Regions from separate parts of the Homo sapiens genome. Here regions 1 and 2 are each linked to region 3. A link is a contact called in ENCODE Hi-C or POLR2A ChIA-PET data. All regions are on one chromosome and are shown on one strand. Each heading gives the region's core, a stretch centred on a gene start or an enhancer-like site at or near the end of the contact. The rest is flanking DNA. Distances are from core to core; before and after follow the strand shown. Region 1 has its middle 52 kb from the start of VANGL2. Region 2 has its middle 27 kb from the start of LY9. Region 3 overlaps SLAMF1 (signaling lymphocytic activation molecule family member 1).

Evidence for each region. Hi-C counts contacts between places; a loop is a spot of excess contacts on that map. ChIA-PET counts read pairs that join two places held with the same protein, here RNA polymerase II (POLR2A). Pooled maps may share reads with other maps.
Region 1: a loop to region 3 is called in a pooled map, with 5 times the contacts of the local background. The contact joins two enhancer-like sites. A Hi-C loop is called at or near these places in 4 of 37 single-sample maps with no recorded cell type and 9 of 50 pooled maps. POLR2A ChIA-PET finds 5 or more read pairs at or near these places in 8 of 52 experiments (H1, OCI-LY7, activated CD4-positive, alpha-beta T cell and 3 more).
Region 2: a map with no recorded cell type shows a loop between it and region 3 (4-fold over the local background). The contact joins two enhancer-like sites. A Hi-C loop is called at or near these places in 4 of 168 maps with a recorded cell type or tissue (CD4-positive, alpha-beta T cell, CD4-positive, alpha-beta memory T cell and naive thymus-derived CD4-positive, alpha-beta T cell), 2 of 37 single-sample maps with no recorded cell type and 9 of 50 pooled maps. POLR2A ChIA-PET finds 5 or more read pairs at or near these places in 3 of 52 experiments (T-cell, activated B cell and activated CD4-positive, alpha-beta T cell).

What each region holds. Positions count from the first base shown.
Region 1 is chr1:160,450,941-160,454,802 of GRCh38, forward strand. No RefSeq gene overlaps it. Among named protein-coding and RNA genes, the nearest start is that of VANGL2, 52 kb to the left of the region's middle. RefSeq lists an enhancer at 2,453-2,502. Within about 2 kb of position 2,555, at least 2 of the 41 ENCODE cell types and tissues checked have a DNase peak (open chromatin) inside an H3K27ac peak, as active enhancers do.
Region 2 is chr1:160,766,746-160,770,950 of GRCh38, forward strand. No RefSeq gene overlaps it. Among named protein-coding and RNA genes, the nearest start is that of LY9, 27 kb to the right of the region's middle. RefSeq lists enhancers at 1,198-1,247, 1,278-1,727. Within about 2 kb of position 1,731, at least 7 of the 41 ENCODE cell types and tissues checked have a DNase peak (open chromatin) inside an H3K27ac peak, as active enhancers do.
Region 3 is chr1:160,604,358-160,608,718 of GRCh38, forward strand. SLAMF1 (signaling lymphocytic activation molecule family member 1) reads right to left here. Exons shown (of 7, transcript NM_003037.5): 7 at 3,749-4,361. Among named protein-coding and RNA genes, the nearest start is that of CD84, 27 kb to the left of the region's middle. Within about 2 kb of position 2,899, at least 5 of the 41 ENCODE cell types and tissues checked have a DNase peak (open chromatin) inside an H3K27ac peak, as active enhancers do.

The sequences.
Region 1 (3,862 bases), core at 1,305-3,804, 150 kb before region 3:
CAGGTAGTGGGAGGAGGTCTAGTTGTTCCAGTGTGATTTATTTTTAAAAATCCATTGTTTTCCTACTGATACGCATTGCTATCTTTGTTATGTATCAGTTTTCCGTGGCTTTTTCCAGTGGGGTAATCACTGTCCCCTGTTCACTTTTGAGAACAATTGATGATTAACTTTATGTACTTGTTCTCTCCTCCGTTTATTTTTTCTATGTGGTTATTTTACAGATGTAGTATCATGAAAACACTACAGTGTAATCAGTATTATCTCTTAACTTCCTTGATTTAACTCTAGTCAGACTACCCATTCATGCCTTGTAAGTCCCCTTGGATGCTGTGTCCCCATCGGTGGCCTCGTCCCAAGTCATGCAAATCAGAGCTGCGTGTTTGGTAACTGTTATGAATAGTTGACTCTCAGGCTTTGATACCTGGGGAGAAGAAGGAGAAAATTCAAGTCACTAAGCAAATAATTTGGGCAGTGAACTAAAGGAGTAGTACCTGCAGAAGTTGCATACTAAGCTGGAAGCAAGAGGTTCTCCATCCTTTCTTTAGCTATTTTTTGTGTGATCCTGTTCTCAGTTTTCTTATTTGTTGGGCTACATGAGCTACACTATCTCTTTCACTTCTAAAATTCAAATGAGACTCTGTCACCATCTTTCTGTGTGACTATATGTATCTAAATATCTTTTTGGTTTTCCTTTCCATAGCTCCAGTTTCTCTTACAGAGACTATTTAGAGTGAGTACTAAGTAAATATTTGATTTCTTCCTGCTTTGGGTAGAACAGCGCTGATGTATCTAAGGAGGAAATGGAAAAGAGGACTCTTAGTTGATGAGAGTTGATGAGAAGTTTATGAGAAAGGGCGAAGAGCCACCCAGTCTGCCCCTGGGGTCACTTTGAAGCTTAAAACAATACGTCTTCTTTGAACCTGTTTCCTCCACTAGCAAATGAGGATATCAATAGCTACCTCACTTTATAAACTTGTTGGGAAGATCACATCAGATATTATACCTGTAAATAATAAAGTATCTTTTAAATGGAAACAACTGTATAGGCATTCACTAGGCATCCACTCTGCCACATCTTATTTGCATAGCTTCTTAAGGTTTCAAAGACCTTTCACACACATCTCACTTGACTCTTACAACCTACCTACTAAGGAGGCAAAAATGACAAGGAATAGTTGTGTTTGTCCAGGGGCACACAATCAGAATTTTAGAACAGATATTACCAGCTGTCTCGTTTACCTTTCCTAATCCTCATTGTACAAATTAAAAAGCTCAGGTTCAGAGAAGTTAGAAGACTTGGCCAGGATCACACACAAGTACACTATCAGGGAACATGCCTTCTTGCATCTACTCCAGTATTCCTCCCATGATACCATGTTGTCTCTAAAGAAGTTCTGGACTGTGAAATGCTTGAGGACTGGGATCATAAATCCAGCCTTGGTAATTTTGTTTCCAGATTGTAATTTTCCAGGCACCTAGCATATTTGCTATCCTTGCATTTCTTTCTTTCTTTCTTTCTTTTTTTTTTTGAGACAGAGTCTCGCTCTGTCGCCTAGGCTGGAGTGCAGTGGCCCGATCTCAGCTCACTGCAACCTCCGCCTCCCGGGTTCAAGCGATTCTCCTGCTTTGGCCTCCTGAGTAGCTGGGATTACGGGGGCATACCACCACACCCGGCTAATTTTTGTATTTTTAGTAGAGACGGGTTTTCACCATGTTGGCCAGGCTGGTCTCAAACTCCTGACCTCAGGTGATCCACCCGCCTCGGCCTCCCAAAGTGCTGGGATGACAGGCATTAGCCACCGCGTCCGGCCTGTCCTTGCATTTCTTGGTGGTTTACAGGATTATGACTTCTCCTTCTGTCTTTTCACTCACCCAATGTAATACACAAGGATCAATCATGCAAGTTATTATCAACTTAGTAAAAAGTGAGTAAATTTGCTGAATAAGATATGTTTTTTTGAGACAGCATCTCACTCTATCGCCCAGGGTGGAGTGCAGTGGTGTGATCTTGGCTGACTGCAACCTCTGCCTCCCAGGTTCAAGCGATTCTCATGCCTCAGCCTCCCGAGTAGCTGGGACTACAGGCATGCGCCACCATGCCTGGCTAATTTTTGTGTTTTTAGTAGAAATGGGGTTTCACCATGTTGGCCAGGCTGGTCTCGAACTCCTGACCTCAAGTTATCCACCCACCTCGGCCTCCCAAAGTGCTGGGATTACAGGCGTAAGCCACCATGCCGGGCCAGAATAAGATATTATATACCAAAATGTAAATAATCTTAGTTTTAGTGATTTTGGTCTACTTTACCGATAGGGCCTCTTGACACGGTTGATATCAAAGTGCTGCCTTGAACGGTTTTATGCGGTCCCTTGGACTTTCCCATTGATGTCTCCTAACTTTTTACTCTGTTGCTCTTTGTCCTTTACCCAGAACATGCTCCATAGCCATCCACCAGTGCCAGCCCATCTTTGAATGCTGTACTCAATTCCCTTGGCCTTTGCTTCTGCTTTAAAGCTGGCAGGCTTCTTTTACTTATATCAGCTTTCTGTTTGAACCTCAAATGCTCAAAAATAATTCCTTTTAAACATTTCCTGCCACCTTTCTTGGATACTAATGTAGTTCTCAGAGTGTATGGGGGATTACTCATATAAAGCCTCAGTGCTTCAAAGTGAGGAATAACTGTGTAATAAATAGATCTGGCCGAGGATGAAATGAGTGTTAAACAAGACAGTCGCTGATATCACCGGACGTTGTCTAGCTAGGCTGGGTAACTACCCATCAGACGTGTTACAGAGGCATTTAAACAGGTGATGGGAGTTTAAGGTGGCCTTAAGAGCTTTCCGACACTAAAAATGTCGTGATTCTGTGTTAGCAAATTTACTAGCAGATTGACTGCTCTTCTACTTTTATGAGTCTCCTAAACTGAAAATGGGCATGAGGGATCTTTTTGGGATGGTGAAATGTTCTAATATTAGACTGTGGTGATGGTTGTCCAACTGGATACATTTACTAAATATCGTTGAACTGAATACTTCACACCAATGATTTCATGGTATGGGAATTATGCCTCAATAAATCTGTTTTTAGAAAGTCTCTTAAGACTATAACTGCCATATTTTGAAAACAATGTATTTATTTTAAAACATACATTATATAGGTTTAAAGTGTATGCTAATAATTTATACACTTTTAAGAGGCTAGATATTCAAATAAGAAGTTAAATTTAATACCTGGAAAATTATCTAGAATATATTAAAATGATGCACACTTAAACATGGATGTAAATCACTACCAAAGCTGTTGCCCTATTTTAAAAAATTATTTAGTTAGTTTTAAATTTACATACAGTAAAACTTATTCTTTGTGGTATATAGTTTCATGGATTTTTGCAAATGCATATAGTCCTGTGACCACCCTCACAATCAAGATGCAGAACAGTTTCATCACCCTCAAAAATTCCCTTGTGCTACCAATTTGTAGTCATCCTCTCTCCCCACCTGCAACTCTGGCAACCACTGATGACTTCTCCGTCATTATAGTTTTGCCTTTTCAATGACATTATACAATATATACAGTTTGAAGAGAGATTTTCAAACTTAAAATTTATTCATTTTAATAGTTGAATTATGAAAATAATGGTTATTTTGGGGTTGGAGGGATTTCCCTGCTGGTAACTAGTCAGATGAAGAAGAGTGAGGTAGACGGAGGCAGTATAAGACTAGCCTGAATTCAGTCACACTTGTAGAATCACAGGTGGTTAGACTTGGAAGGGTTTTTGGAGTCATTTAGCTAACATCCCAATATGAAGAAACTGAGGTCCAGAGGGAAGAATGAGTCTCAAACTTGCGCAACTGTGTGGAGCTG
Region 2 (4,205 bases), core at 481-2,980, 160 kb after region 3:
GTCAAGTTGACACATAAAATTTACCATGACAAGGACCAAGAGTTGTTTTCCCTCTGCCAAGGTAGATCCTGTATAAGGCAGGGACAGCCGCATGGGATAGCTTCCAGAAGGGACAATCCTGGAGCTGAGTTAGTCTGGGAAGAAAGCAAACAAGATGAGGACAGGGAGAGATGAAGGTGAGGCCCAGAGGCTAACCACTAAGATCTCCACTTCAAAGATGGGCAGACAGCAAGGCAAGTGGTTGAGGCAGTTAAGAGGAGACATTGGTGTGGATCCTGGCTCTACTTTAGGGCTGAGGCTACCTAAAGTTTTTGCTTTTGCTCTTCCATGCATACCACCTCCATCCCAAACAAGGCAGAATAAAAAACCAGGGGTGAGCTGGCTTAGAGCACCAGGAAAACGAAAGGAAAGGATGTGTAATTAAAAAGGGGAAAAAGAAGAAAAAACCCATGCTACCCACAGTGGTTAGTCACTAATCTGCATTACTTTCACCACACTGAAAACTTGGAGAGGAGAGAGGAAGAGATACAGAGAGGGGAGGGGGGAGAGAGAGAGAGAGAGAGAGAGAGAGAGAGAGAAAGAGATAGAGAAAGAGAGAGAGAAAGAGAAAAGCAACTCTGGACGTCATGTATCTTCTCTTAGTCCTATGACCATGAGCAAAATGCTTAGTTTCTTGGAACCTCAGTTTTCTCTTCTATAAAATGTGAAAGATACTTTCTACCTCATAGGATTGTAGTGAGATTAAAGGTAAAGATAATCATACACGTAAAGTGTTCAGCAGAGTATAACATCACAGTCCTTCGACAGAAGTTACCTCATCATAAAGAGACTACTGGCTAATTATATAGATTCCATTCAGAACTGAGCCTCTAGAACTTTAAGTATAAAGAGTAACTGAAGACCTGAGAATAGCAGTTAATCATATCATTATAAAGTTGAGGCATATAATAAGAGGCAGCTGACCAGTGCTCACAGATCAAGCAAAGTAGCAAACACTCCCCTCTGTGTCATTCACTCATTCACGCCACCCTTACAGAAGGCTTGTCAGCTATAAGGCTCTGAGCTGTTCCTCCCCTCACTCCTCCGGTGCTCTTTCTAGCTCCTCCTCTTTGCTGTGTTCTCCATGTTCCCTCCCAGTCACTTGCATGCTGGGACCTGTGCATCTCCCCAGGAGCAGAAGCAAGCCTTGCTGAGTCAGGCTGCTAAACGGACTTTCTGGTTCTGGAGGTTCTGCAGGCCCAACTGTCCTGTGGGTACAACTCTGCCTGTCTCCTCCTGGTCAGTTAGGGACCTAGCACAATCCCTCTGATTGCTTGGCTCTGTGGAGAGCCTGTTCCCTGCTCCCATCTCACTTGGACCCAGTGAATTTCATTCATTTCCTGCTTTGCCTGGTCCCTGGATCTGTCTGATGCCTACTGGTCAAGCCCTGGTCTGACTTCCTACCCAGCCTCATACCCTCCAATCCAGGCAGCCTCCTCGCCACTATGACAACCGTAGGGTCTGGAAGGCCCCATGGGAATGTAAGCTTCATAAACGGAGGGAATTTTTGTCTGTTTCCTTCACTTTTCTCTTCCCAGACCTAAATCAGTCCCAAACATCTATTTAAAACTTACACAGAGAATTTTGGAGCTGGAAGAGACTCTAAGGATCATGTAGTCTAACTCCCTCATCTCAGAGAGAGAAAATGAAAGCAAGGTCACAATGCAGGCTGATGGTGACAGGATCCTCCAAGCCACACAGCAAGCCCTGGGTTAGCTCACTGCTGCCTCCTCTTGGCCCAGCTGGCAAACCATGCACATATTCAGCAATTTTACTAGTCTGTTTCTTGTTTTGTTGTCTGTTTTTCAATAAAATATAGAACCTTATGAAAATACCTGCACATTAAGCTTCATGAACACTGAGGAAAACACACAGTATTTCCTCTTCTTCTTCTTCTTCTTTTTTTTTTTTTTTTGAGATGGAGTCTCACTCTGTTGCCCAGGCAGGAGTGCAGTGGTGCAATCTTGGCTCACTGCAACCTTCATCTCCTAGGTTCAAGCAATTCTCCTCCCTTAGCCTCCTGAGTAGCTGAGGAGCTGGGATTACAGGTGTGCACCACTACACCCAGCTAAATTTTGTATTTTTAGTAGAAATGGGATTTCACCATGTTGGCCAGCTGGTCTCAAACTTCTGACCTCAGGGGATCCACCTGCCTCAGCCTCCCAAAGTGCTGGGATTACAGGCATGAGCCACCGCACCCGGCCTTACACACAGTATTTCTGTAGAGTAAAACTGTTGAATGGAATCTGCTTCTTAAAGTCTTCTAAGGGAAGAATATTGAGGTAACATAATCTGAATGAGAGTCTAAAAAGAATACAAGGAAAAGAATAGCTTAGAAGGCAAAATATAAGGCTGTATGAATAGAAAGGAAATAGATACCCCTGAATTTTGTGTCCATTTTTCAATTTCCTTATTGCTTCGAAATTTAAAATAAACATCAGCAGGGATGTGAACTCTCCCTAGCCAAACCCAGAACTGTGGGAAAGGCAAACAGCAATGGATAGGTTGCTTCTCTCACAGAGACTTTCATTCATTCATTCTGTTTTTGTTTTTGTTTTACATTCACTTACTCTGTAAGACAAAGTAGCAAACATAAGAGGCCATGTTTGCTCATTCAGCTGCCAGCAGAATTTCACAAAGCCCCTGACTCAGTGACTGAGGACAGCCCTTCGGAAGGATGCCCTGAAGATGATAAGAAGGATGGAGCCCAGGTTACCACATCTCTTACCTAAATCACTGCATTTTTAGAAAAGATAAATTCAATGATCCTGGCCTTTGTCTTTTTGCTGTACATAAGATAATGGTTGACAGGATTAATCATTATGCCTCTGTAATCTATAACTAGATGTACCCTTGCACCCAAACTTTGGTGAAATTTTGCTCTTACATAACTTTTGAGCACAGGCAGAATGACTGTCACCTTATGTATAAGCTGTAGGCTGAAACACTGCTTTGGAGCAGTCTAACAGAAACTCTCCGAAAGACTCTCCTGGGTTGCCAACCTCAGTAAGACTAAATAAAACTCACTTTAATTCTTTAAAAACTTGGCTTTTCTTTAGTTGACAAGTGTTTCAGCAAGTATTTAGTGAGCACCAACTATGTGCTATGGCCAAGAAGCAGGGATGGATAAAGCATGACCCCTAACTTCAAAGAGCTCACAACCGATGGAAAAACAAATGGGTCAAGAAGCAACTTGACACAGATTGAGCCAGATGGAGAAAGGTCAATGAGTCCCCTCGAGGAGAAAGAAAAGCAAGGTCATAACACAGAGACATGTGTAGTGACCGTGGGGCTTTAATGGCTGTACTTTGGGGTGTGGAGAGAGTGGGTAAAACTACAGAGATGCCAGATTGTAGCAATCTGTTTACTTTTCGGCTAAGAAAAATGAAGGGGGCTTTTCCAACAATTTGTTTTTGCATAGTCTGAACTGTCAACTTACTCTTTCATAGGGTGGTAATCGATCTGCTCCTAAGGGTCATTAGTCGTTTCCTCCTCTTTCAACCTGTTCTCACCTCCTCCTGTCACACAGCAAGGGCATCTGGCAGCACCAAGGCAGGAAGCCTTCAGATACATACAGTTCATACTTCACACCTAAAACAATTTCCAGTAGACACTCACTTCCCTGGCTTTTTGTGGGTAAGTGGCAGGATTTGAGCTCTTCTCTTCTAGTGCAATCTCAGAGCTTTCAGTATCTTGGGACCTTTTCCAGCAGGCATTAGCTTCTCTATCTTGGGACCCTTTCCAGCAGGCATTAGCTTCTCATTTTGCTACCCCGAAGTTAGGGGCCAGGAGATGAAGCATTCCACTCCTACAAAATGCTGGTGACTTGAAGAGCTCAAAAACAGGCATTGTACTAATTCTTCCTTCTCCTTCACATTCAGACGGCAGGCTGCCGCCCAAGAGTTAAGGGGTTCTGGTTCTCTTCAGACGCAAAGAGTGAATAGTGCTCTGTGGCAGAGGTTTGTATTTATACGTCTATGCCTTTAACAATGGTGCATTTGCTCTCAGGATCATGCTACCTGGAGTCCCTGAATGACAGTTGTCTGGAATAACAAGCAAGATCACTGACAGCCCCAGAACTGCTTCCCTAGCTATGAAATTTTGTTATATCTGTAAATAAGCATAAATATTAACTAGTCAGTAATGTTGAATTTTGTTGAATGTAT
Region 3 (4,361 bases), core at 1,649-4,148:
ATTTAGAATTCCTTTTAGCAGTTCTTATAGTGCTGACTTTGTAGTGGCAAATTCTCTTGGTAGTGATACATTCAGCATTTGCTTGTCTGAAAAAGACTTTATCTTCCCTTCATATATGAAGCTTAGTTTTGCCAGATACAAAATTCTTGGCTGATAATTATTCTTTTAAGGAGGCTAAAGTAAGGATAATTACTTAGTTTAAGGATATGAAAGATAGGACCCCAATCCCTTCTAGCTTGTAGGATTTCTGCTGAGGAATCTGCTGTTAATCTTATAGGTTTTCCTTTATAGGATACCTGATGCTTTTGCCTCACAGCTCTTAAGATTCATTCCTTCATCTTGACTTTAGATAACCTGATGGTTTAGATTACCTAAACCTGTGTGTTTAGGTAATTATCTTTTTGCAATGAATTTCCTGGGTGTTCTTTGAGTTCCTCAGGAACACAAATTATTCTTAGGTTTGGTCATTTAACATAATCCCAAATTGGCTGGAGGCTTTGTTCATTAAAAAAAACTTTTTTCTTTGTCTGTGTTAGATTGGATTAATTCAATAGCATTGTCTTTGAGCTCTGAGGTTCTTTCTTCTACTTGTTCCATTCTATTGTTAAAACTTTTCAGTGTATTTTGCATTTCTCTAAGCATGTCTTTTATTTCCAGAAGTTCTTATTGTTTTTTATTTATAATATCTATTTCTTTACAGTGTTTTTGTCCATATCTTGTATTATTTTAAAAATTTCTTTAAGTTGGTTTTCACCTTTCTCTGGTGCCTACTTGAGTAGCTTAATAATCAACCTTCTGAATTCTTTTTCTGGCAATTCAGAGATTTCTTCTTGGTTTGAATCCATTACTGGTGAGCTAGTGTGATCTTTTGGTGGTGTGATAGAACTTTGTTTAATTATATTGCCAGAATTGTTTTTCTGGTTCTTTCTCATTTGGGTCAATTATGTCAGAGGAAAGGTCTAGGACTCAAGGGCTGCTGTTCAGATTCTTTTGTCCCACAGGGTGATCCTTTGATGTGGTGCTCTCCCCTTTCCCCTACAGATGGGGCTTCCCAAGAGCTGAACTGCAGTGATTGTTATTGCTTTTCTGGGTCTAGCCACCTAGTGGACCTACCAGGCTCCAGGCTGGTACTGGGGAGTGTCTGCAAAGAGTCCTGTGTTGTGATCTATTTTCAGGTCTCTCAACCACGGATACGAGCACCTACTCCAGTGAAGGTAGCAGGGCAGTGAAGTGGATTCTGTGAGAGTCCTTGGTTGTAGTTTTGTTTAGTGCACAGGTTTTCTCAAATGCTGGTTATGCTAACAGTGAAGTTGTCACATGGACAGACTCAGGACCTCTGGTTAGCCAGGACGTTACAAGTGGTGGAATTAGCTGTTGTTTTCTCCTTCCTTGGAGCAGGGCTATTTTGTTATGAGTTGCTATAATGGCTTGACTTGATTGGCCTCCAGCCAGAAGGTGGCGATTTCAAGAGAGCATCAGCTGCAGCAGTACGGGGGAATACAAGCTTGCCCTAAGGTCACCTGGATAAGTATTTGGGTTTCTCAGGTGATGGGAGGGCCATAGGGCTCCCACAAGATTATGTCTTTTGTCTTCAGCTACCAGGGCTGGCAGAAAAAGACCATCAGGTGGGGGCAGAGTTGAGCATGTCTGAGCTCAGACTATCCTTGGACAGGGCTTGCTGTGGCAACTGTGCGGTATGGGGGTGTGGTTCTCAGGCCAATGGAGTTATGTTCCCAGGGGGATTATGGCTGCCTCTGCTGCTTTGTACAGGTAGCCAGGGAAGTGGGGGAAAGCCAGTGGTGACAGGCCTCTCCCCACTCCCACACAGCCAGCAAGGCCAGTCTCACTCCTGCCATGCTCCCCAAAGAGCCAAATTTATATCCAAGCCTCTGGTATGCAGGGCTGGGATGTTGCCCTGGGATACTAGCCTCTCTGCTGAGAAGGCAAGCAGGGCTTTCAGGCCTCACCCCTCCCTGCCTGCTGTGGCTTCTGTGCTCATATCTGCACTTTCTATTCATCTCCACAGATCCTGACCAGGACAATTCGTACTCAGTCAAAATTATTACAAAGTTCAGCTGGAAGTTTCCTTCTCCCTGTGGCCCTTCCCCAATCCCACTGGCAGCCCTCCCCAAGGAACCCTGTGAGATAAAGTCAGAAATGACTTCCCTGGACTTCCTGGGGGACCAGGAGTGCCTGTAGGGCTCTTCCCACTGCTTCTTCTACTTTTGTATTTTGCTTGGCTCTCTAAATTCATTTCAGCTCTAGGTAAAGTTAAATTCTTCTCCTGTTATTTGGATTTTCAGGTTTCCCCAGTGAAGATGTGTGTTCAGAGGTAGACTTTCCCCCTCTCACACTTTAGGCACTCACAGTTTTTCAGCTATTTCACAGAGTTTGCAGTGGCAAGCCACTTCTTTCAAAGGGCTGGTGAATTCTTTCAGTTTTCCTGGTATGTTCCTGCAGCGGTTCTTGGAACAAAAGTTCATGATGTGAGTCTCCACACATCTGAGTGAGAGTTGCAAGTTAGTCCTGCCTCCTAGCTGCCATCCCCTGCCCCAGGGTAATTATTAATAGCATCTTCTTTTATTTTCCAATGGTTCTCAGTAGATCACATAGTGATCTACCTGTTATAATACTTCAATTGCCTGTGTTCTTTGTATCTCCTGCTGGATGACAAGCCAAACACTTAGTAGGAACTTAATAACTTTGTTGAATGAGTGAAGCATTGAGTAGAACTAGAAGTCTTCTGTGAAATAAACTTAGTACACTTAACCTTTTAGAGCCTTTCATCAATCCACATTAGCCTCCTTATCTCCTTTCAGCCTGTAAGAGCTGAGAAACCAGACACAGTTTCATCCAGTCTGTGACTAAGTCCACATCCTTTAGATACAAGGAAGTGGTGGGGATGCTAAGGTTGGGTGGATTGTGTTGCTATATCACCCTCTTGTGGCTGGTGTGTGAAACTCATCACGAAATCCTTTCTGTGGTATAAGTAGTTCTATAAATCTCAACCCAGATCTCATTTTGGTTTCAGGTTAGATTTGGTCATCATTATTTTTTAAAAAGTTTCCCGGGTAATTCTAATATTTAGGTAAACTTGGGTGTCACTGGCAGGTTTGGGCCATGCTTAAGTGACCAGGTGGCCACCTTTGACAGATCTACTTCTTGGTATATAGAAGCGTATTTAGTTTTCTCAGAGCTCACCAGGGGGCCAGCATATCTCTAGATCAGTGGTTCTCAACTGGGGGAGATTTTGCCAAGCAGGGGACATTTGGTAGTGTTTGGAGACACTTGATTGTCACAATCAAGGACAGGGCATGTGCCATACACCCAGTGGGCCGAGGCCAGGGATGCTGTTAAACACCCTACAGTGCACAGGACAGCCCCATGACAAAAAAATTATCCAGCCCCAAATGTCAATAGTGTGGCAGTTGAGAAACCCTGCTCTAGATTTTGTCCACAAGGGGAATTTGGCAGAGTTCAGGGAAGGGAATTACTCTGGCAGTGACAAAAATTAAACAATCCTTTCAACACAGTTCTCCATGTGGAGGGTGGTTCCTGACCTTTGGTGAAGGGGATGCCAAGCTAACCCTTGTCCACCTCCAGGAAAGGGACAACCTCACATCCTATCTGATCAAATCTGCCTCCTTCAGCATTTCATAACTATGGCATGGAGACATAAGGCCAGGAAACACATCATGCCATATTACTGTGTTATAAATCCTTTAGGAAACACAAGACAAAATTGCAATTTCCTTGATGGACTGGCTGTAATTTATTCATTTCCAAAAAGTAGAAACATAAACTTCAGAAGAAGAATCAATTCACAGTGGCTTCTCAGCCAGCACACACCACCCGCTGTAACAATCACATCCCCGCTGTGTGAATGGAGGAAGCGTCCTGAAGAGCCTGGGACTGTGCCCAGTTGTACTTCAGAACATCAGTCCCTTCAAACCGAGAATGGGTGTGTTCCTCCTGACTTCTCTAGAATTCAGACATGCTTGGTCAAAAGAAAACAGCATTAGAGGGGAAACACGGGGAAAACTTATTGTTTTAAGTCTGAGGAAAAGGCAAGCTCCCGCTCCCCATAGTGCCATTTGGGGGAAACTAGAGAGTTGTGAATGTATCACCAGAAGGGGTTGTTTTACCACGTGTAACCATGGTCTAGGGTGAGAGGCATAATGCCAGTGCTGTTTGGTGGGTGGCCCAAAAGACTCCCTCCCCAGTGAGGTCTTGAGCCCAGGGGTGCAGGATACTTGGAAGTGATAGCCTCTTCTTCACCCTTTGTTTCTGCCCTTCCTTCAGGTAGAATTCAGCTACTGGAAAAATCCAAGTGCTGGGAACTGAGCTTCTAGAGCAATCTG